Linked DNA regions of Homo sapiens: region 2 is linked to region 1. A link is an interaction called in ENCODE POLR2A ChIA-PET data of the cell type or tissue named here. Cell type or tissue: PC-9. All regions are shown on one strand. Links, peaks and the distances in the headings refer to the core of each region. The heading gives the core; the rest is flanking DNA.

The links. ChIA-PET counts read pairs that join two places held together with the same protein. Peaks named below come from ENCODE experiments on the same cell type or tissue, not always from the same donor. Only the 100,000 strongest peaks of a DNase experiment are listed, where the experiment ranks them.
Region 2: POLR2A ChIA-PET joins it to region 1 with 11 read pairs; 5 of 35 experiments call an interaction of 5 or more read pairs at or near these places.

Annotation. Positions count from the first base shown.
Region 1 is chr15:39,296,118-39,308,296 of GRCh38, reverse strand. All of the region lies in intron 1 of LOC105370777 (a long non-coding RNA gene), which reads left to right. Among named protein-coding and RNA genes, the nearest start is that of LINC02915, 52 kb to the right of the region's middle. In PC-9, for the core only: no CTCF peak of the experiment used is centred there; a DNase peak (open chromatin) is centred at 7,346; H3K27ac peaks cover 1,028 bases.
Region 2 is chr15:39,207,834-39,220,012 of GRCh38, reverse strand. The region is part of intron 1 of LOC105370777 (a long non-coding RNA gene); the gene reads left to right. It overlaps LOC124903467 (a long non-coding RNA gene), which reads right to left and starts at 9,103. Exons shown (of 3, transcript XR_007064589.1): 1 at 5,833-9,103; 2 at 5,416-5,531. RefSeq lists enhancers at 5,722-6,921, 6,727-7,258. In PC-9, for the core only: no CTCF peak of the experiment used is centred there; a DNase peak (open chromatin) is centred at 6,412; H3K4me3 peaks cover 358 bases; H3K27ac peaks cover 1,582 bases.

The DNA.
Region 1 (12,179 bases), core at 1,886-9,885:
CATATGCAAATCAATAAATGTTATACACCATATTAACAGAAGGGATAAAAACCATATGATCATCTCAATAGTTTCAGAAAAAGCATTTGACAAAATGCAACATTTTTTCCTGATTAAAAACTCTCAACAGATTCGGTATAGAAGAAATGTACCTCAACACAATGAAGCCCATATACTGCAAACCCATAGCTAACATCCAACTCAGTGGTGAAAAGTTCAGAGATTTTTCCTCTAATATCAGGTTCAAGACCAGGATGCCCACTCTCATCACTTCTATTTAACATAGTACTGGAATTTCTAGCCAGAGCAATTAGACAAAGGAAGGAAGTAAAAGGTATCCAAATTAAAAAGGAAAAAGTTCATTGTCTCTGTTTGCAGACATGATCTTATATTTAGAAAATCTAAAGATTTCAGCAAATATCTATTAGAACTAATAAGTGAATTCAGTAAAGTTGCAGAATACAAAAATCAATACACGAAAATCAGTAGCATTTCTATATACTTACAAAAAAATTACCTAAAAAGGAAATCAAGAAAATGATCCCATACGTAATAGCTATAAAAATATTTAGGATTACATTTAAAGAGGTGAAAGATTTGTACACTGAAAACTATAAAACATTGATGAAAAAAGTTGAAGACACAAATAAATAGAAAGATATTCTGTGTTCATGGATCCGAAGAATTGATATTGTCAAAACGTCCATACTACCCAAAGTGATCTACAGATTGAATGCAATCCCTATGAAATTGTGAATAACATTTTTCACATAAGTAGAAAAAAATCCTAAAATTCATATAGAACCACAAAAGACCCTGAATAGCCAAAGCAATCTTGAGCAAAAAGAACAAAGCTGTAGACATCACACTATCTGACTTCAAAATCTACTACAAAGCTATAGTAACTAAAACAGCATGGTGCTGTCATAAAAGCAGACACATAGACCAATAGAACAGAATAGAGATCCCAGAAATAAATCATGCATTCATGGTCAATTGATTTTTGACAAAGATGCCAAGAACACACAATGGGGAGAGAAGACTTTGCTAAGTTGTGCTCAGAAAACTGGATATTCACATGCAGAAGAATAAAATTAGACCCCCGTCTTACGTCAGACAAAAATCTACTCAAAATGGATTAAAAACTTAAACATAAGGCCTGAAAATGTAAAACTACTGGAAAAAAACATAGGAGGAAACCTTCATGACATTGGTCTGGGCAATTATTTTTTAGATATGAATTCAAAGCATAGGCAGCAAAAGCAAAACTAGACACATGACATTTTATCAAACGAAAAAGCTTCTGCACAGGAAAGGAAACAACAGAGTGAAGGAACAATCTACAGAATGGGAGAAAATATTTGCAAAGTATACATCTAATGAGGGGTAATATCCAAAATATATAAGGACCTCAACTCAATAGCAAGAACACAAATAACTTGATTCACAAGTGGACAAAGGACCTGAGTAGACATTTCTCGAAAGAAGACATACAAATGGCCATCAGACATATGGAAAGGTGCTCAACATCATTAATCATCAGAGAAATGCAAATTAAAAGCACAATAAGATATCATCTCAGACCTATTAGAATGGTTATTATCAAAAAGACAAAAAATAACAACTATTGGTGAGGATGTAGGGAAAAAGGAACTCTTGCACACCGTTATTGGGAATGTAAATTAGTATAGCCATAATGGAAAATAGTACAGAATTTCCTCAAAAAATTAAAAATGGGATTACCATATGATCCAGCAATCCCACAACTGGGTATATATCCAAAGGAAATGAAATAAGTATGTTGAAGAGATATCTGCATGCTCACGTTTATTGCAGCATTAGTCCCAATAGCCAAGCTGTGAAATCAACCTAAATGTCTAAATGCATCAGTGGATTAATGGATAAAGAAAATGTGGTATATATACACAAAGAAATACTATTCAGCCTGAAAAAAATAAGAATATCCTGCCATTTACATCAGTACAGATGGACGTGGAGGACATTATGTTAAGTGAAATAAGCCAGACATGGAAAGACAAATACCATATGATCTCACTTATACGTGGAATCTAAAAACTTTGAACTCATGGAAGTAGAGAGTACAGGGATGGTTACCAAGGTCTAGAGGATGGGGGCAGAGAGAAGATACTCGTGAAAGGGTGCAACATTTCACTTATGAGAATAAATTCAAGAGATCTGTTGTACAACATACACTGGAAAATTACTAAGAGAGTAGACTTTAAGTATTCTCAGCCCCTAAAAATGATAAGCATGTGAGGCAATGCATGTGATAATTAGCTTGATGTAGCCATTCCACAATGTATACATATTTCAAAATATGTTGTATACCATAAATATATTCAACTTTTATTTTTTAATTAAAAAATTTTAAAAATTGAGAATGTACTCATGGCTTTGGAACCATGTGAATAAGGTTTCTTTGTTAAGGGACTAATGAATATTTTTGTTTATGGGCCCAGATGGTTAGGTGGACTGAGGAATGCCATGAAAACGAAATACTTGAGGAGAACTGAGAGCACAAGGGAGATTGATGTGGCTGACCCATTGTTGTCCTTTGCTTTAGTCCAACCTAGAGATTTTCATTATTTATTTTTCACACTGAGAAAGACAACCTACAGTGATATTAGAGATGTAGCGATGGTGCAAAATTGCTGGAGAAAATAACCTGAAGACAACTGGAATATTACTTGCTTCTCACAGATATCAAATTCACATTTACCCACCAAGTAATTTCAGATCAGATGTCTTTTTTCTGCATTTCCTTTGCTTTTCTACAAGCCACAAAAGACAGCTGTCATCATGAGCTTCATCAAACCTGAAACAAGTCACTAAAAATTTGGCATCATTGACATCAACAGTAACTGGTAGGCTACTCAAGATGGAAAATACTTTCTTAAAATTTAACTTTATTTTGAGACATAAGGTAGTGGAATTCTTGAATTGTAAAATGCTAACAAACAGAATTTATTAAAAACCCAAGGTTAATTAAAACAACCCTAGTCATGAGCCATTTCTAAGTTTTACAGGGCTGTTTTGAATAGTTTAAAAGTAGAGACTGGTGCTAACTCAAAGTACTCGGTCCATTTGGATCCCTATGAACGTCCAAGACAACCACAAAAATGCTGAGAAGAGTCCACAGCTTTGCATTCAGAGCCTCCATGACTGTGCCCATTGTTTGTGAATGTGGGTGGAAACTAGAGCCCAAACCTCAGAGAATAAAACCTGCCTGATACAAAAAGTACCATGAGTAGATTCTGGAATGGCCGTGACCCAAACAAATTGGAGAGGATTGAGGAGACTCCAGGATACATATAAAGTTCAGGGATGGATGTTAGGTAGCTTTATTCGTTAGGGCTTGATGAATTGGCATCGTGTGGGTGGGGCAGGATGTAAAGTCTTCAGTTCAAATGAAATGAGGAATTTATCTGTGATCCTGCCATCAAGTAACTGCACATCATCTTGGCTCACTCTGAATCTCTCTGTGGTTCTGTTTCCTTACGGGTAAAATGCGGGGAAAGGGATTGTCACTGCCTCTCCCAGAATTAATGAGGTGATATTCACAAAGAGCATTGTACTCTTAGGAAAGAATGCTCTGTGGCAGGATATTATAGGGCAGTAACATCAAGCTTGTTTAAAACGTGTGCCTGCTGTTACCACGTGGGTGCTATGGCTCAGCAGTCTTGTATATCAAATATAAACCAATGCATATGGAACTGTTTAAGGATAACAGATGATGAGCTGAATAAATGAAATAGTTTATTTTATACTAAAGGTAGTTCATGCTTAAAAAATGCCTTGTGGCTGCTATTTCATCTTCAATACAGTAAAGACATACTTGAGCAATCCCATTTAGATAATCACTGGCCATTGATGGCAGAAATTAGAAATGCAGAAAAAGATTGGGTCAGTGAGTCTGTTTCCTGGGAGACAGCAGGGAGGAAGCAATTTCAGCAACGATGCTGGGATACTCATGCTGTGTGTTAAGCCACCTTCACAAACTTGCCTCCGTGACTGTGGCTGTGATACATGCCCAGACAGAACTCGGGATTGGCTACCCCTGGACTCACTCTTCACAGCTGCCTAGAATCTTTTATACCAGGACCACGTCAGAAACCTCTGGGATCCATAAGTAAATAGCAAGGCTCTGCACTCAAGAGTGGCACCTGCAGATTTTCCACTTTGCTTTTGCAAGTTATTCAGACACAGCATTTCCATTCATCAGGAAAATAAGCCAACTGCCTCCTAAAGAGCATCTTTTCCTATATTTAGGGGTTCTGGGGTCCACTTGCTGAAATCAGATAACTTCACTACCTTAACTTAAATTCTCCAGTGGATTCCCATTACACTTAGGACAAAGATCTCATCTCTTTACCACAGCTCACTTCTAACCTCTTGGACTAGCGATGCCCCTTGTTTGCCATGCTCTAGGTGTAGTTTCAGACTCAGTTCTACCCCAAGCCTTGGCTCTTGCTGGTCTTGCTGGCTAAAGTGCTCTGCCCCAAATCTCCAAGTGCTGGTAACCTCATGTGCACCTCCAATGTCACTTACTCGAGTCCTTCCCTGATCATCTGATCTAAAGTCCTCTTCCCTACCTACTCTTCATATATCATCTTATTTTATTGTGTTTTTGCACTCACACTAACTGTAATTATCTTGCATATTTTTCCTTGGTTATTATTTCCTCCTCATGAAAGTGGAGAGCTTGACTGTCTTCATACTTTTGGGGCTCTTGTGTCTGGAAGAGCACCTGGAACATAGTAGATTCTAAGTATGATTTCAGTGGATGAACTAACGGATAATAATTCACAATTTGGACTTCCAAATTCTGTCTGGGATTTTTAATACTAGTAGCTGTGACTAATTCTACATAGTGATATGTTTGCTGGGAGGAAGTCTTTCATCTAATGTGCAGTAAAAGTAGTCTAGAATTATTCCATTCTTTATGACTTAGCTTTAAGGGCAAGTGAAATTCTAGAATTGCAAAATGCTAACAAACAGAATTTATTAAAAACCCAAGGTTGATTAATACAACCCTAGCCATGAGCCATTTCTAAGTTTTACAGGGATGTTTTGAATAGTTTAAAAGTAGAGACTGGTGCTAAGTCAAAGTACCCGGTCCATTTGGATCCTTATGAATGTCCAAGACAACCACAAAAATGCTGAGAAGAGTCCACAGCTTTGCATTCAGAGCCTCCGTGACTGTGCCCATTGTTTGTGAATGTGGGTGGAAACTAGAGCCCAAACCTCAGAGAATAAAACCTGCCTGATACAGAAGGTACCATGAGTAGATTCTGGAATGGCAGTGACCCAGACAAATTCTAGAGGATTGAGAAGACTCCAGTTTACATACAAAGTTCAAGGATGGATGTTAGGTAGCTTATTCTTTAGTGCTTGATTATGTTAATCATCATCAAACAAGATGATATATGTTGGTCATCATCAAAAGCTAACAAACAAGCTTCCTTATAATTGTCATCTTATTGTGTTGAATCACTCCAAAAATAGCTCTAATACACTAATTAGTGCAGACTATGGGATCCAGAGGAACAGCTATTTTTGGAGTGATTCGACACAGAAAGATTTCTTACTAAATTACTGTTCATTTTCTAGATATATAGAGGGTGGCACAAGAATCCAGAGATTCAATCTCTGTTCTCATCCTTATTAACAGAATGTTTGAAAGAAGATCAACCTTTCTGACTTTGTAGTGTCATATATTACCTGCCTGATCTATATCTAAATGATGTTATGAGGATCAGGTGAAATATGTGGCTGAAAAGTCTCTGAAGCCTTCAAAGTGCTATTTGGATGTAAAATATCAGTTTATACATGAACATCTAGAATGATATATCTGTTGATTCCCGTATTTCTTACCAGATGATATATTTTATTCCTTGTATCTGCAGTTCCCAGTGTAGTAGGTATTTAATGCATTATTGAATGAATGAATACTATTATGATTTCTTTCTTTCTCTTGGCCAACTTCTGTCTCCTCATTGTAAGCATTATTAGCTTTGTATTTATTTTTTCACTCTCTTTTATAAACTGTTGGCTATTAAAGAGAACAATTTCATAGAGTTCATTTCAGTGTGATTTTCTTTTATTTTGGTCACTGCATATGGTCTGGACATGGGTCTTCAGCATCGCAGGGCATGGGATGAGGGTGAGAGAGAGAGCGAGAGAGAGAATGCATCTGTTCAATAAATAGAGTGAAGGGTAAGGATCACACAGACTGTGGCCCATATCCTTCTGGGGTGTGGACTTGGGCATATTTGAGACTTTTTACTATTAATACTAATCACGACCGCAGCCCACTCTAATCCATGTGCCATGACCATTGGTGAAACTCTGAAGTCAAGACCTTAGTGAATCATGTCCTAGTCTGTTGGGCAATACCTTTATTTTTGGATTTGGGTTATTTGTAGATTGCCCTTTTTTGGTATAAATGAGCAGTACTGTTTATTTCCATTTTGCAATAAAAAGCTACTGGCTATTTAGCCAGAAAGCAAATATTTTCACTCTGAATTGCTTTCTGGACATTTTTTCCAACAGTGTTTGATTTGAAGCTGTGAAACACATTACTCCCCTTCCCTCCTCCCATCCCCTGCCCCTGCCATTTCCTCTTAGGTGGATCAAAACCAGTGCTTCAGAAAATAAAGCCAGTATTCTTTGATTGCTCCTTTACCATATGAAAGCATCAGAGAGGCTGAAATAAATGCCTGTTTGGTCCCAAAACACTGCCATCCAGGAAAATCTGCCAGCCAACCAGGTGTTCCAGAATATTTTGCCTGAGGGCCAGCCTGCCCAGGAACTGGCATTGAAATATGTCTGGGCTTTGGTATTTTCTGTGCAGCTTAAAGTGCTACCTTTGGGCACATTTATTGGGATGCATAAGAAATAGTGTACAATCTGCATAGTGATAAAGTTTTGTGTGTCTTAGACATGTTCTCCAGTTGTAGAATATTTCTCTTACAGACCTTTGGATCCCTCAGTTTCTTTTTTAAAGTTAATTTTGTATTTTTCCACCTGAATGTCTTCTCCACTCTCCATTTATTTAACTAAATTTTTAAATCTTGTTTGTTTCCTTATCCACTGAAAACTTTACCCCCAAACCTTTACCCTTTACACAGTAACATACCTATCCACTCACATACACGCACACCACCACTCACCCACCAACACACCAAAACAAATTGTAAAATCTTAAACTTAAAAGTTTAATTTCATTTCCAGCTGTGATTTACTATCAGTAGCCTGGTTGTCCTTTATTTTAGTCATTTCCAGCCCTGCCTGGCTAAACTCAAGTCGCTCAACTCCTGATTGACTCATAGTCTAGGTATTTGGTAGGAAGATTTTAATCTTTCTTTTTCATGTTGGTGACATTTCCTAGTTGTGCTCTGCCATTCTTTAGGTAGCTGATAATGGGGCTTTTTTCTTTTTAATAATAGCAAATAAGAACAGTATAATTAAAAAAAGAATGAAAGAAAAATAGTAATTTCAGAAAGAACCAGTATGAACATAGCAATGAATTGCAAATTTGTAAAAATAACTTGGGTATTAATATATCAGATTCCTGAAAAGTGAGTAAATGTTTTCTTCTCATTTTTTCCCAGTGTCTTCTAAGTAGAAGATGAAGGATGCTTTGCAGGTGACTAAAATGCACTGCCTTGTTATTACAGGGAGCGGACTCAAACCTTTCAAATATTTTGAGTGGTTGGAAAGAAGAAACACAAAACAATTCTATTTTCTGAGTTTTAAAAATGTCTGAACCCCTGGAAGACCCAGCCAGACCAAATCTGCTTTTTCTCCTGGATCCATAATGTACAGTGGTAAATTAAAGGCTTCGAGAAGCTCTGTAGTAAAGAACTCTGTTTAACTTGATGTTTTACACATTCATTAGACCATGAGATTCTCTTCTTGTAGAATAAGAATCAACATCTCATAGAAAATTTCCAGAGACCACAGTTAAAGAAGGGTTCTCTGAAGCCTTTTAAAAGCAGAGAGTAGGCAGCCTGAGGTACCAACTCTGCAGTGTGATCAGCAGAGGAAGACAGAATTGGGAGAAGCAGCAGAGGTCTATGGCTTCTAACTGGAACCTAAGGATAAAAGCACAAGAGATGCTGAGTGGTGAGCTTCTGCCCACAGAGGGGACAAGATTGAGGGAGAGGAAAGGGGCTGAGATGTCCCATGTGACCCGAGCAGGCATGCAATAAGCTCATCCCTCAGTTAAGCCAGGTTTTTCCAACTTTGTTGGATATTTGAATCATAGTTGTTTTGTTCTGCCATAAAGACAATTGACTGAGTTTTGATTTCCCAATGTACATGGGGGAAAAGTAACCTTCCTGATTCATTAATTCAGTAATTACTCAGTATATCTCTGGTGAGTATTCATAATCATATTGTTGTGAATAGGTTTGAATAATCTGTCTTGTTTTCAATGGAAGTTACATCAATTAGGTTTCCTACAAATTACACCCCCCACCCTCTGCTTCCCCAACTCACACACACATATTTGTTTCCCATTCTGTGGTGACACATAATGAAAGCTTATTGAGAACCTGGTCTGTGTAAGACAGCTGCCCTGCAGATGTTCCAGAATTGTATTAAATGCTCTACACATTAATGTTGACTTACAGGAGTCTGAAGTTTTCACCCCAATCTCAAGCACTTTAACTCTTCATTCCTCTTTGATTTACTTTCAAACTGAATGATTAAGGAACAATATGGAAACCACATGTAAAATGCCCAGTGAGTTTTCTTTTTTTTTTTTTTTTATGTATAAAAACAATGGAGAAAGCCAATGTAGAAATACCGAGGCCAACCAGTGGTTTACTTTGATGCTTACCAGGGAACACTAGGGAAATTTGCCAGTACATGGATCCTGTTTGGAAGAATCAGATCAAAGGAAGAAATATACAGTGTCAGACCCTGGCACCTCCCAGGTTTGTATGTTCAAAGTGCAGTGTCTAAAGCAATTTTCATTCCTTGTCCATGTTGCATTGTGTGTCACTCTTCTCTTTTAAAAAGTCCTCAAAATGAAAAGACATATGCTCATCATGAACAAAGATGCAACAGAAATGGAATTCTCAGGTAGCCTTGGATTTACATTTTATTTGGGGATTTATTGACCTTTGGAAAGGTTGAAATCCCAGATAGTAATGTATTTCATGTCCTTCACCCTTTCTAAGAATATCCTCAATTTCGTTTCATTTTTAATTATTATTTTGTGTTAATTTGCAAGAGCCCCTGAAGAAATAATTATTCATATAATTAGAGTCTATATAAATAGAGTTTATATATAAGCAGAGTCTATAACTCAGCTCTTCTCAGAGGCAATGAAAGAAAGGTTAAAAGGAACTCTGGAGAGACTATGAAAAACGGACTGATATACAAGTGGCCTAGACTTTGTAGCTGCTGAGATGTCATAGCTCGTGGGATGATACAGGGATTTATGAAAAGCCTGTGATCTTCTGAAGTTCCAGATGGAGGTGTGGAGTGCTCTTGGTGGCAACATTTCAGAGAGGGTGCTTGACATTTGTACTTAAACCTCTAAACTTGGCAAAGAGCTTGAGTATGATTACGACAGAGAAAAAGGTCTGTACCTTCATCATCTATGGTTTTCTGCCCTTATCACAGACCCTAAACTTATAAACGAGTAGAGCCACCTCATGTCACCTTCAGTTGCCTTCTGCTTCTGCTCCTAAAAGAATCTGGGAGGAACTTCTAAGTCTGGTAAAAAGGGTGGATGGTACATAAGCTTCTCACTTTGTGTCTTATAATAACATTCCTCAGGCTTTCTAAAAGGCCAACACCTTGAAAAAGTATGTCAAATTGCTTAGTGTTTTGAATGTTTTAAATGTTGGAGGCAGCTTTGCTTGGTTCTGATGGTACATTCAGCATTTAATTGGAAACCAATTTCCCTCCTTATTTTCTTGAAGGAGATTTGGTCCTAGACAACTGTACTGCAGAACTGGGGGGACTTCCAAAAAGGAAACATACTCCCAAGATTTTGTTTCTACTCAAATACCAGAGCAAAGCTCTGACCTCATACAAATCAGTTGAGAGAAGCCCATTTCTGGCTGTGTATTTGGATCCCAGAATATTATTTCCCCTTGCATTTCATGATTCCACCCCTCCAGATTTGGAGTCATTCACTGTATGATATTTGTGGTGACATCTTAGACTTCAGTTTCCGTAATGAATGCACCTGAGTTCCAGCACTAATTTTCTCTTCCCTGGGAAAAACAAAAAAACACAAAACCATTTGTATGGCCCCCTGAGTTGTCACTTCATCAATAAGTGAGGCTCTGTGCTTTGGGATAGTTCAACAAATAGTTTTGCCACTGACCACAGATTTGGATGAAATGATCCTTTACTGCAGACAGCACAGGAGTGATCCAAATCAGGACATATGGGGAATGGTTTCTCTTGCCATGTGGCTTTTGCATAGGATCATATAACCACCAGGCCAACAGACCCACTCATTAACCCCATCAACTGCAAATAGAGTAAGTCTCAGGAAAAAATAGCTAAATTCAAACTACACAAATGGCTTCTGTTTTCTCTTGTCATTACATCCTTGGATCTTAGGCATTACATTAAAATTGATTGGGTTTGTTTTTTTTGGTCAAAAACCTCCTCAGATCTTTTCGCTTTAAAATTTTCCAAAGCCTCCTTACATGTCTATGGTTTTTGTTTAAGAATTTAGAAAACAATGAACAAAAACCTTTCTCCCCACCCAGTTCAAACTTTTCATTTTGTTAAGCTTGTAAGTGTTATTACCTTTTTCATAAGGGTTCATTTAAATTAAGCCTCAATGATTTGGAGTGAAATTAATTAATAACTAATATAAATGTATTAAAGATCATGTCTATATATAAATCTATTTGACTGTTTTGACTACATGAAACCTACTTAGTAAATTGGAACTCACTGAATAACCAGTTATTTGGGTATGTATATCTTGTTGAGTGTTTGGGTGATATCTCTCCTTTTCTGTTGGGTGAAACCTCTACTTTTCTTTTAGGTTCCACAAATAAATGAACATAGGACTGAGAGGGAAATGCAACTGAGAATAGTTACATATTTTGTTCAATTACTAAGAAACATGTCATTGTGAGACTAGTGCTGTACTCAGGTGTCATTTGCATTTTCTTTTCTTCAGAAGGCCTAACACATTACTCTGGTGGATCTTCTACTCATTAATACTCCATTCCACTTGGTGTTTGAGTCCTTTGAGATTCAATTTCATTTTGTGACAATGCTGACTTACTGGGGCAGCCGACAGTATGAGAAGAATGAATTGTGTACATAATGTTTGATTTGTACCTTCATGTATTATAATATGTCAATGTATTGACAAGTGGTAAGAAACTAGAGCCAGTGGGGAAGATTAGTGGGAAGATGTTGCCTGCTGCTGCCTGTGTAAATTCTCACACAAGTGGCCCTTGTACCTAGCAATTTTAAGTGATGTTTCATTTGTGATTGTGGAAAACTAGAAGGAGCATAGCAAAAGCTTCTTTTTCACTTGCTCTTTCCTTGGGAAGTTCTAGAAGAAAGGGACAGGAGAGCATGCTGATTTTAAAGAGGGAAAGTTTTTAGTCTTTCAGCACCTCAAGAATCAACCTGTAGTCTGTCTTCTGTACCCTAAAATGTCTTAGCACCCATGTGCTTAATGATACTGAGTTACAAAGTTAAAGTCAGGCCTGGCGTAAATGTACATTCATCCTTTCTTGGATTGTAAGACTTTTGGGGACAGGATTTGTGTTTTATTTTTTCTGAATCCTGCAGAGTGTTTAATAGTAAAATAATGAAAATAATAGTAATACTGGCAGCTAACAATTGTTGAGTATTCACTATAAACCAAGCAATATATTAGGCACTTTATATACGTTATCTTGTTTAATCTTGATTATAATTCTAGTGTTGTTATTATTAATACCTTATAGATAAAGGAATTGAGGCTTAACGTTTGCATAACCTGCCCAAGGTCATGCAGCTGGTGTAGTGGGTTGAATAGATTCCCGTAAGATATGTGCAAGTCCTAATCCTTGGTACCCGTGAATGTGACCTCATTTGGAAATAGGGTCGTTGTTGATATAATTAAGAATCTTGAGATGAGATTATCTTGGATTTAGGGTGGGCCCTAAATCCGATGA
Region 2 (12,179 bases), core at 1,729-9,728, 88 kb after region 1:
TCATTTTCATTTTATATGATTATTGACATGGTTGTGTTTAAGTCTAACAGCTTGCTATTTTTTTTATATTTTTCTCATGTTTTTGTTGTTCTGTTCTTCCTTTCATTTTTAGGGAGACTTTTAGGGCCTAACGAAATAGGTATTTTAGTATCCCATCCTATCTCCTCTGTTGACTTTTTAGCTAAAACTTCTTGCATTTGTTTATTTAGTGATTACACTAGGGTTTAAAATATGCATGCTTAACTTATTCCTTTCTACTTAGAGATACTGTTGTAATACTTCAAATAAACATGAGAAAGTTATATATAATTTAACTTTAGGATTGAAAGTTAATTTCATCCTTTAGTTAATGTTATCATGTATTTGCTTTTAAGTACATTGTAACTCTCCAATTAAAATGTTTCTTTTTTTTTGCTTTAAGGAATCAATTTTCTTTCAAAATAATCAAGAGAAAGAAGTATTTCATATTTATAATTTCTGGGTTTTTTTAACCTTTTTGTAAATTTGGATTTTTTAAAAAAAATTGTTTAAAATAATTTTTGTGGGTACATATTAGGTATATATATTTTTAGGGTACATGAGATACTTTGATAGAGATAAGCAATAAGTAATAATAGCATTGTGGAAAATGGGGTATCCATCCCCTCAAGCATTTATCCTTTGTGTTACAAACAATACAATTATACTCTTTTAGTTATTTTAAGATGGATGATTAAATTATTACTGACTGTAGTCACCCTGTTGTGCTATCAAATACTAGATCTTATTCATTCTTTCTAACCATATATTTTTTGGTACTGATTAACTATCTCCACTCCTCCCTCTTCCCCCAGCTACCCTTCCCAGCCTCTGGTAACCATCCTTCTACTGTCTATCTGCATGAGTTCAATTGTTTTGAGTTTTAGCAACCACAAATAAGTGAGAACATGTGAAGTTTGTCTTTCTGTGCTTGACTTATTTCACTTAACATAATGATCTCCAGTTCCATCCATATTATTGCAAATGACTGGATCTCATTCTTTATGGCTGAATAGTACTCCATTGTGTATATGTACCACATTTTCTTTATCCAGTCATCTGTTGGTGGACATTGAGATTGCTTGCAAATTTTGGCTATTCTGAACAGTGCTGCAACAAACTTGGGGGTGCAGATATCTCTTTGATATACCAATTTCCTTTCTTTTGGTTATATACCTAGCAGTGGGATTGCTGAATCATATTGGTAGCCCTATTTTTAGTTTTTTGAGGAAGCCCTAATCTGTTCTGTATAGTGGTTGTACTAATTTACATTCTCACCAACAGTGTGCAAGGGTTCTGTTTTCTCCATAACCTCGCTAGCATTTATTGCCTGTCTTTTGAATAAAAACCGTTTTAGTTGGGCTGAGATTGTGTGTCTTTGTAGTTTTTATTTGCTTTTCTCTGATAATCATCAGTGATGCCAAGCACCTTTTTATATCCCTGTTTGCCATTCGTGTGTCTTCTTTTGAGAAATGTCTATTCAAATCTTTTGCCCATGTTTAATTTGGATTATTAGATTTTTTCCTGTAAAGTTGTTGGAGCTCTTTATATATTCTCATTATTAATCTGTTGTCAGATGGGTAATTTGCAAATATTTTCTTCCATTCTGTGGGTTGTCTCTTCACTTTGTTGATTGTTTCCTTCACTGTGCACAAGCTTTTTAACTTGATATGATCCCACTTGTCCATTTTTGCTTTGGTTGCTTGTGCTTGTGGGATATTACTCAAGACATTTTTGCCCAGACCAACATTCTGGAAGGTATCCCTGACTTTTTCTTGTAGTAGTTTCGTAGTCTGAGGTCTTAGATTTAAGTCTTTAATCCATTTTGATTTGACTTTTGTATATAGTGAGAGATAGCCATCAAGTTTCATTCCTCTGAATTTGGATATCCAGTTTTCCCAGGATCATTTGTTGAAGAAGCCATCATTTCTCCAATGTATGTTGCTGGCACTTCTGTTGAAAATGAGTTCTGCATTACATTGTAGGTATATAGATTTGTTTCTGGGTTCTCTATTCTGTTCCTTTGGTCTGTATGTCTGTTCTTATGCCAGTACCATGCTTTGGTTAGTATAGCTCTGTAGTATAATTTGAAGTCAGGTAATGTGATTCTTCCAGTTTTGTTCTTTTTTCCCTCCGGATAGTTTTGGCGATCCTCATTTTTTTGTGGTTTCATATAAATTTCAAGATTGTTTTTTCTATTTCTGTGAAGAATGTCATGGGTATTTTGATAGGGAATGCATTGCATCTGTAGATTGCTTTGGGTAGTATGGACATTTTAACAACATTGATTCTTCCAATCCATGAACATGGAATATCTTTCCATTTTTTGGTATCCCCCTCAATTTCTTTCATCAGTGCTTCATGTTTTCAGTGTATAGACCTTTTACTTCCTTGGCTATGTTAATTCCTAGACATTTAGTTTTATTTATAGCTATTATAAATGAGATTATGTTTTTGAGTTGTTTTTCACATTGTTAACTGTTGGCATATAGAAATGCTGCTGATTTTCGTATGTTGATTTTATATCTGCAACTTTACTGAATTTGTTTCTCAGTTCTAATAGTTTTCTGGGGGAGTCTAAGTTTTTCCATATGTAAGATCGTGTCATCTGCAAACAAGGATAATTTGACTTCTTCCTTTCCAAAGTGGATGCCCTTTATACGTTTCTCTTGTCTGATTGCTCTAGCTAGGACTTCCAGAACTCTGTTGAATAGGATTGGTGAGATACTGCATCCTTATCTCATGCTGGTTTTCAAGGGGAATGCTTCCAGCTTTTGCCCATTCAGTATGATGTTGGACACGGGTTTTTCATAGATGGCTCTTATTATCTTGAAGTATGTCTCTACAATGCCTAGTTTGCTGAGAGTTTTCAACATGAAGTGATGTTGAATTTTATCAAGTCTTTTCTGTACTCATTGAGGTGATCATGTGGCTTTTGTTTTTAGTTCTGTTTAAGTAATGAGTCACATTTGTTGATTTGCATATATTGAATCAACCTTGCATCCCAGGGAGAAATCCTGTTTGGTTGTGGTGGATGAGCTTTTTGATGTGCTGCTGGATTCAGTTTGCTAGTATGTTACGAAGGATTTTTGCATCTATGTTCGTCAAGAATATTGGCCTGAATTTTCCTTTATTTTGCTGTGTCTAAACTGATTAATTAAAAATAAATGGATTAATAGCAGTGTTTTAAGACAAAACTGTAACCTATATGACTAAAATTTTATGTTTACTTAGTATTTCTCTTACATGTAGTTTAGATTTTTCATTTCTTAATAACGGAATTGCATGATTTTTCCCAAAAATCAGTTTTCATTTTGATTGATATCTATATTGTATATTTACTTTATTTACTTTGTATTATTTATGTCTTAAGGAACAGCAAATTTCTTAAAACTTAGATTATAAACTTCTGTGACCTCTTCTCCTTTTGTTCATTTCTTTACAGCACCATTTCTTTACAGCAAATATCTATGTAGTAAGGGAAGTGTGATAGTGCAGGACATCAACATTTTGGTGCTAAATTAAGATTGTCTGGATTTGGATCTCACTTCTGGCGCTCAACAACTGTGAAATCTTGATCAATTTTTCTATTTTCTTTAAGCCTCATCCATAAAATAAGGATAATCATTATGCTATCTCCTAGTAGATGTTTTAAAAGATGGTTTTAATCCATACAAAAGCACTCGACTTAATGTCTGGTATGTAGAATGTGTTAATAATATCCAGTCCTTAAAATACAATATTGATTTATTATGTAAAAAATGAAACATGAAGAGGCAGCATAGGAGAATGGAAAAGAGACAGAAAGTATCTGTTTTGCTTCTAACTCTGCCTCTTATTATTTGTGTGATCTCAGCTAAACCCTTTAAACTTTCCAGTATGCACTATCTTGTAAAATGAGCAGAAAAGGTCATCCTTGCCTGCTTCACAGTTTTGTGCAAGAATCAATCAGGCTAGCATTTTATAGCTTATATAACAATAATAAAAACAAAACTTTATGCAAAAAGGGAAATACAAACAATTTCATGAGACAGTGGGGCTGGGCATGGTGGCTCATGCCTGTAATCCCAGTACTTTGGGAGGCCAAGGCGGGTGGATCACCTGAGGTCGAAAGTTCGAGACCAGCCTGACCAACATAAAGAAACCCTGTCTCTACTAAAAATACAAAATTAGCCGGTCGTGGTGGCGCATACCTGTAATCCCAGCTACTCGGGAGGCTGAGGCAGGAGAATCGCTTGAACCCAGGAGGCAGAGATTGTGGTGAGCTGAGATTGCGCCATTGCACTCCAGCCTGGGAAACAAGAGGGAAACTCCATCTCAAAAATAATGATGATAATAATAAGACAATGATTTGATAAATTAAATGGGTCAATCCTAATATTTCTCTACCAGAATCACTCTACTATAAAAAAAAAAAAACATAAAAAAAAATAAAAAGTTTATTTCCTCAGCTTTGTCCTGGGATGATTCCCTTGTGAGCTGCCAGTTTCTTCTAGGTGAACCACTGCTTTGTGAGGAAAGATATGCTTAGTCTTATCTGAAATTTAATGAAGATTTACATATTTCATTAGAAAAATTATAAAAAAAGAATAAGTTGCACATTTCAAATATGGATACAACATGTATGCTTCATATGCACGTGGCACACGTGTGAGCATAAATGTGTGTTTCTGTTTAATGAAGAACATACTTGAAGAAGCAAACTGTAGTTATAAAGCCCAAATTGTGGAAATTTAAAGTAAGGGCTGGACTCCGATGACATTCTTAATTGCTCAAAAAGCTCTTTCGGGATATTGCCAGATGTTATGACCTCTTGCCAAAAGCATCTTGAGTTTTCCAGACATGTGTATATGATGTAGATATTTTATCCCATTTTCTAGGAAGAAGCGTTCTTGGGATAATAGTTCCAGAGGGAGGACTGGGGCACCTCTCAGTACCTGCTCTGCTGTGTGGAATCCAGTCAGGTGGTAGAACCCATACTAGTAATTTGAAGAAGGAAATTTAATATAAAGAGTTCTCAACTAGGTAAACAGTTGAGTTCAAAAAGGAATATAGAGATTTCTGTGGTTTAGTTGGGGTAGCAGCTATAGAAAGTAATCACTATCCTTAGGGTTTAGGGAAAAATAAACAAGGGAGGCAGAAAGGGTGGGTGAAATTTTAAAAGGGTAAACAGACTGCTGTTTTTAGCAGAGGAGTTTTTCTGTATGGCAATTGCTGTGAAATATGACATTCCTGAGGCCATTTTATGTCTGGGAGTTTCTGGAATACCACCTGAAATTACTACTTTAGGAGGAAAGAAGATATTTTCCCTCAAAATGTTTTGTTTTTTTTTTCTAAATCTAAGCAATGAAAACAATTGACAGAACCACAAACTGTGTGCCACAGAGTTTCACTTACCACATAATGAATTCATGGATTCCCCACTCCCCAATATTCACTGACTTGAATGTAGAAAGTTCTAGGCTTTGTCCTCTGGGAGATATAATGATGTGAATTCCTTTAACTTGGTATCTCTGAGGGGAAAGAAAAATACTTAAAAGTCACTGTAATACAAAGTAGAATGTGGTTAAGAGTTACATAAAGATAGTAGATACATGCAGAAGAAAAGTTATAATAAGAATTTCTATTTGTCTATGGGCTTTACCGTCTTCGTGGCACTTTTCGTACGGTTCATCTCATTGGGGTTATCAAAATAACTATGAATAGGCTAGATATTATTATCCCTATTTTACACATGAGGAATGCGAGGTTTAAAAGTGACCTCCTCCCAAATCTCACAAGTAATAATTGGCAGAGTAGGGATTTAAGCCATACCTCTTGAAACCCAATCACTTGGTCTTCCTAAAGCAACTCAATACTCTCAGAAAAGTGTTAAACTACTTATCATGAGTAGGACTCCATTTTGATATTGGAAGACGCAATCCATTTTCTCATTCAGAGGCCCCACACTTCAAAAGTTAAATGGGGTAGAGGAACATGTTAACTAATAGAGAACCTGCACAGAAAAGCAAGTAAAGTCCCCATCGAGGTGAAACAGTAGGAAACTTTTTGAACGGCTGAAAATGATCCCTGCAGAAGAAGTGAATAAAACTCTCAGGCTGAGGTGGGCACAGCTGGATCTCCCTTGCTAACTGCATGATTTCTGGCCTCCTTCCTAGAAACTCCCTGACATGTTTCTGGAAGCTCAGTCACAAAGTCAGGGGAAGGTTATCTGAGACAGAGCCGTTCTGATGTACTTGAAAAGATCTTCTCTTCCCCAGCCAATAGCCTGTCTCACAGCGGGCGTCACAAGTGCTGAGTCACTTGCTGAGCGAATAGCTCAAAGACAAGCTCCCATTGATCAGGCTGCCCAGAACAAAACCATTCCGGTCCCTCAAGAATTTAAGCCACTTGTAAGCTGCATTCTTTACATTCAGCTCATAACATAGCTCTGCATAGGTCCCCTTGCTCCACATAACACTTTAAATTTCTGGTCATGGGCATACACGACCTTCCGCATTCTTTTCCCTTGAATAGATGCTTTTACTCTGAAGAGTTTAAGCATGTTCTTATCTAGTTCATAGTGTTACCTGCATGCAGCCAAGTCTTGCTCCTTTTAGGGAGTGGTGTTTTTTCACCTTGAACAGTTAGCCTTTTCTTTTAGTGGCGCATCTCCCCAGAGCACAAGAAGAGCCCTCAAGGAGAGGGGCTTCGGGAAATCCATGGCTGTGCATTACCTCTTTTTTGTTCATCTCTCTCTCCTTCATCACATCTCACAGGTCATTTGTCCTGTTGGACCAAAACATCGCCATGGTAAGGAACCTTTCAGCCAGGGACATGTTGGCTAAAGACAGTTGTAAGTAACTGTTACTGGCCCATGTTTTATTTCAAAGCTGTTTGGGTCGGACTTATTTCACCCATCTCAAAAAGTTATTCCTTCTAATCCCATTAATGAATATGCTAGAGTAGAAGGCAAAATTCAGAGCAGGCAACAAAATGTAATGTAGTGGGCACAAATTAAATACTTATTCAACTGGGTTTAGATTCAATTAAGTTATCAATTTTGAAATAGAGATTTTCCACTAATATGGAAAATATTTTCAATTATAAATTCTTAATGAAGATATTCACTTTAACATTTCTTTTTTTTTTTTTTTTTGAGGCAGAGTCTCGCTCTGTTGCCCAGGCTGGAGTGCAGTGGTGCAATCTCGGCTCACTGCAATCTCCACCTCCCGGACTCAAGCGATTTCTCCTGCCTCAGCCTCCCAAGTAGCTGGGACTACAGGCACGCATCACCACACCTGGCTAATTTTTGTACTTTTAGTAGAGATGGGGTTTTGCCATGTTGCCCAGGCTGGTCTTGAATGCCTGAGGTCAAGTGATCCCCCTGCTTTGGCCTCCCTAAGTGCTGGGATTACAGGCATGAGCTACTGCGCCCAGACACTTTAACATTTTTTTAAATTGCATCATAGGGCTTAGAGATCTTTGCATATAGTAGATAATTACTATGTACCCATTATACATGAATGAATGGATGAACTAATGATGAATGTAAATTCCCACACTTGAATCTGAATAAACTTATAGACATAGGATAGAGAAATGCCTTGATAGGAGCATTTCTTTTATTTACTGTATTCTTAAAATACAATTTATATTTTAACTGAATACATTAAAAGTGCAGATATATTAGGTCAATACTTACAATACACAAATTCTTACTGTGTGTCTTACAATATGTAAAACATTGTAATAGGTTCTGTGGGGACCTCAAAGATTAAACAGACACTGAAATTACTGTAAAGGGACTTAGATACAAATCGCATAATGAAAAGGGAAGATGATCAATGATTTAAGGGGTCTGTGAAGCATCTCCTGCAGGAATTGGACATCTCTTCTGATCTCCCAAAGCTTTGGGATTCCTGTACCCATCACAGGCAATAGCGGCAAAGCAGTTCATTTCTTCCCTCTCCAATCACAGAAACGTCTGTTGTTAAGTAAGCTGTCATTCTCCTCAAAAAAAAACAACAACAACAACAAAAAAAACAAAACAAAACCAAAAAACCTCTTCCGCTGTGTCTATGAGAGAACTCACACTGCCCGGCCGTCTTCCTGAAAAGTTGTTCTTATTGCCTCATTAAATGATATGATATCCCCTTTTCTGTGTAAAGTTATTTGTCCTCTCAAGAGATGTATTTGTCTACTGTCTCCCAGTCCAGGATAATGAATTTATTTTGCACTTTCAGCTTCAATGCAGTGTAAGCAGATTAGGGTCCATCCTCACACCTAAACAGTATGATGTAAAGCAGAGCTTTCTGTTTTCTCTTCCACCACATATCACATGCTTTGTTAGCTCTTTGTCAATGTGATTAGGAAACCACACCGCTAATCTAGTGGGAGTGCAGGTGTTTTTTTTTGATGCAATGCCAATTGATTGATGGCTAAATATTACTAAATATCCCTGGGAAAACATTACCTCATACGAGGAACAAAGTTATAACCATTGCTGTATTTAACACACAAATTCCACAAGAAACCTCTTTGTTCTTCCTGACAGCTCTTGACTAATTTCATTTTCATTTTTTCAGAATAAAAACTGCATATCAGTGTTGGTTATGTTGGCTCACCACCTCCATGATATGGAAACATTCAGAACATTTATTTAAGAAAATAGGTTGTGTATTTTCACACTACCTACACACTATGGAACAGATATCTAAAACTGGTGCTGTCAGAATTCAAAAACTATGGCTGGTAGACCTGGTTGCTCAGTGTAATATGAGTAGGCACATGTATTAATTGTTCCCTAGAACAATTGTTAATGGAGTCTACAATTTATGTCACCTTATTCCTGCAATGGTTTTTAAATAAAAGGAATGAGCAGCAAGAGTATAAATATACTTGCATATTGTTTGCCAGAAAAGCTTTCATCCTTAGGTGATCTCCCATCTAGAGTCATTCTCAATGTCAGTGTTATTCTGCTTTCTCTTCTTTGATCCTTTTGTCTTTTCCTAATTGAGTCTTGTATGTCAGAAATATCCAGCAATCTGGGATATCAGAAAAAAAATTTTTAGACTACTATGACCCTTGGACCAAATTTTGAAAAAAAAAATTATTGTCATGTTAATCCCAAATATGCCAAAGCCTTCTCTTATATTTAAAGGGACCTTCCAACTTTCTATTAGATATTTTTCACTTTGAGTTTTTATTTTCTATTGCTATTATGTTAAAAAAAAAAGTCAAAGAATCAGTTTCTTTCCATAGGAAGTTATTCATATATTGTTTCAAATCCTGTTATGTGGTTTTTCGCAGCTAACATGATTTTTCATTGCTAGAGGTCAGAGGAATATACGCTAAAAATTATTACTTTGATTTAAAGTGACTCTAGAAAAATGGTCAATGGTTTATGGTGTTTCCCTGTGTGTGGAATGATGATAGGCCTGGGAATTGTATGAGAGAAGTTCAGGTAGGGGAATTGAGAGACTGAAAAGATGGAAGTTGCTAGAGGGACGGGGAGGGAGGTGAACTTCACTTTTATAATGGGGTGGAGCTGTCTATGTGCTGAATACAGTAATGCTATTACAATTCATGATTAGCATCTCCTGAGAAACTGGTTTGGATGGTCCTCTACACCCAACTGAACTGCAGAATTACAGATGCAGGAGCATATTTTCTATAAATTGTAGCCCAAGGTCTACTTAAGTGAACTTTGACATTCAATTCAAATTGGTTTTTTAGACTGACACCTCTGTCTCAAAGAGTACAATTCTGGTCTTGACACCTTCCATGTATATGTATACGTATACGTATATGTATATGTATATGTATGTGTATAGTGTGTGTCAAATCTTTGAATGCAGGGCCAAGAAGTTAGGTGAGTTTTTCTTACCAGGATTTTCTTCAAAGGCTTAAAAAATTATCAAACCCATAAATATGACTGAGCTGCCACATTTGTAGGAGAAATCATATAACCATGACTCAGTAACTTCAACTTTGATATTTATGATGCTCAGCCATGAAATCTCTTTGCCTCCTGATTCCTATGACATATGTTCTCTACTTCAACTATCATGAGCCGCATCTAAGAGCTCCTCATTTTATTGAGGCTCTAGACTCATTTAAGATCTGATAATAAGCTTCTTAACTATTTCATAGTCTCCCATTCCTAATGTAACTGTGTTTTCTGACCTCAAAATATATTGAGCACCTACTCTACACCAGGCCCTCTTCTAAGTACTGCGAGCATAGTGATGGACTTAGAACTAGTGTCCCTTTTATGACAGAGCTCAGAGTCCAGTGGGAGGAGCAGACAAGTCAGTATTTTATCTATAGTGTTACTTATATATAACCCACACACATATATGAAAATATATATGTGTATATATAAAGATGTATATAAGGATATATATGTATATATACACATATTTTTATATATGTGTGTTATTATATCCTTATATATACACACACACACACACACACACATATAAGGATATAAAGATAACACACATATATAAAAATATGTGTACTTATATGTGTATGTATATATCCTTTTATACATCCATATATACATATCCTATGTACATTTTTATATATATATGGATATATATCATATATGTGTGTGTATGTACATACGCACATATATTCACATACACATACATACATACATATATACATATCCCCCCTGGGTTTCCCTCTGTATATATTCTTAAGAGTTTCTGTAGGGAGGCCCAGGTAGTCAGAAGGAAACATATGAAGGGCTTGGTGGGGTGGTAAGAAAAGCAAGGCTCCCTAGAGGAGGCAATAACTAAGTCCCAGTCCAAGAGCAGGAGAAGTCCAATGTCCCAGCTCAAGCAGTCAGGCAGAGAGAACAAATTCTCCCTTCCTCCACTTTTTTGTTCTATCCAGACCCTCAAGGATTGAATTATTCCCAACCACATTGGGAGGACAATCTGCTTAACTCAGTCTACTGATTCAAAAGCTAAGACCTAGATGAGGAAGAGAAAGAATCACAGGTAGGGGGTTGGCAAGAAGTTGTTCTACGCAGAGGATTTTTCATTTCCTGATCCAGAGTCTGATACTTCACCAATCACCATGCACTCACAAGGCCCTGCAGTTTGCACTACAGGAATCTCATGGCACTGTAACAGAATAAAAATTGTAAATTCTGACACTCACAGGCTAGTGGGAAATCTTGCTTATCTGTTTCAACTACTGCTAAGATAGAGTTCAGAGACACGGTGGGATCTATTTGGAAAGTGATCCAGCTTGCAATATTAATTACAGACACTATTGTCTTAGTAGAGCCCTTCCTCTTCTGGGAGAATACTAATCACAGTGATGCTAACTCACACTTATTATTTATTGCTAAGGCTTTATATATGTATTTTTTTCTTTTAGCTTCAGAACAGGTCTGGATAGTAGATTTTATTGTTGTTACTATTTTACAAGTGAGAAAATCTGAAGCTTATGGAAGTTAAGTCAATAGCTAATAAATGGCTAATAAATACAAGAATTAATATTTACAACCAGTCACCCCACTGGCCTGCACTCTTACCTACTAGATTCTGCAGTAAGGAGTGGTTGGGTACATTTTATCACTTGAAGAGCTAAATAAAGATTTTTCACGTTCAAGGAGAATACATACTCAGGCTTCAGTGACCAACCCAAGTATTATCTTTTTAAATACCTTCCCTGCTGTGTCGAGTGAGAATTATTTTGTTTATCTTCTTAACATGGGGTGTGGCACACACTAAGGTAGAGTATTAGCTGAATGGGAAGTGAATAAATGTATTTCTATCACACTTAATATTAATTTATATCATAGTTGATCTTACATTGAATTATGAATATGGTAATGTTTATACATTTATTTGTATGTTAGACTATGAATTTCTTGAGGAAAAAGATCAATTTTAATCCTATTTTATGCCATCATCCTGCACAAATCTTGGCAGGTACATATTCAGTAAATGTATACTAAACAAGTGAGTGACTTGGAGAATAAATGAGTCAATGAATGGATGAATGAGAGGAAAGGATCTTAGAGATGAGTGCTAGCATGGTCAGAAATCCAAACAGTGTCAGTGTGTACACTAAACATCTCTGAGCACTTATCTCATTTTCTTGCATATAATAGCTCTGAGAGAGGCCTGTAGGACTTTTCAAAGATCCTTGTGATTCTT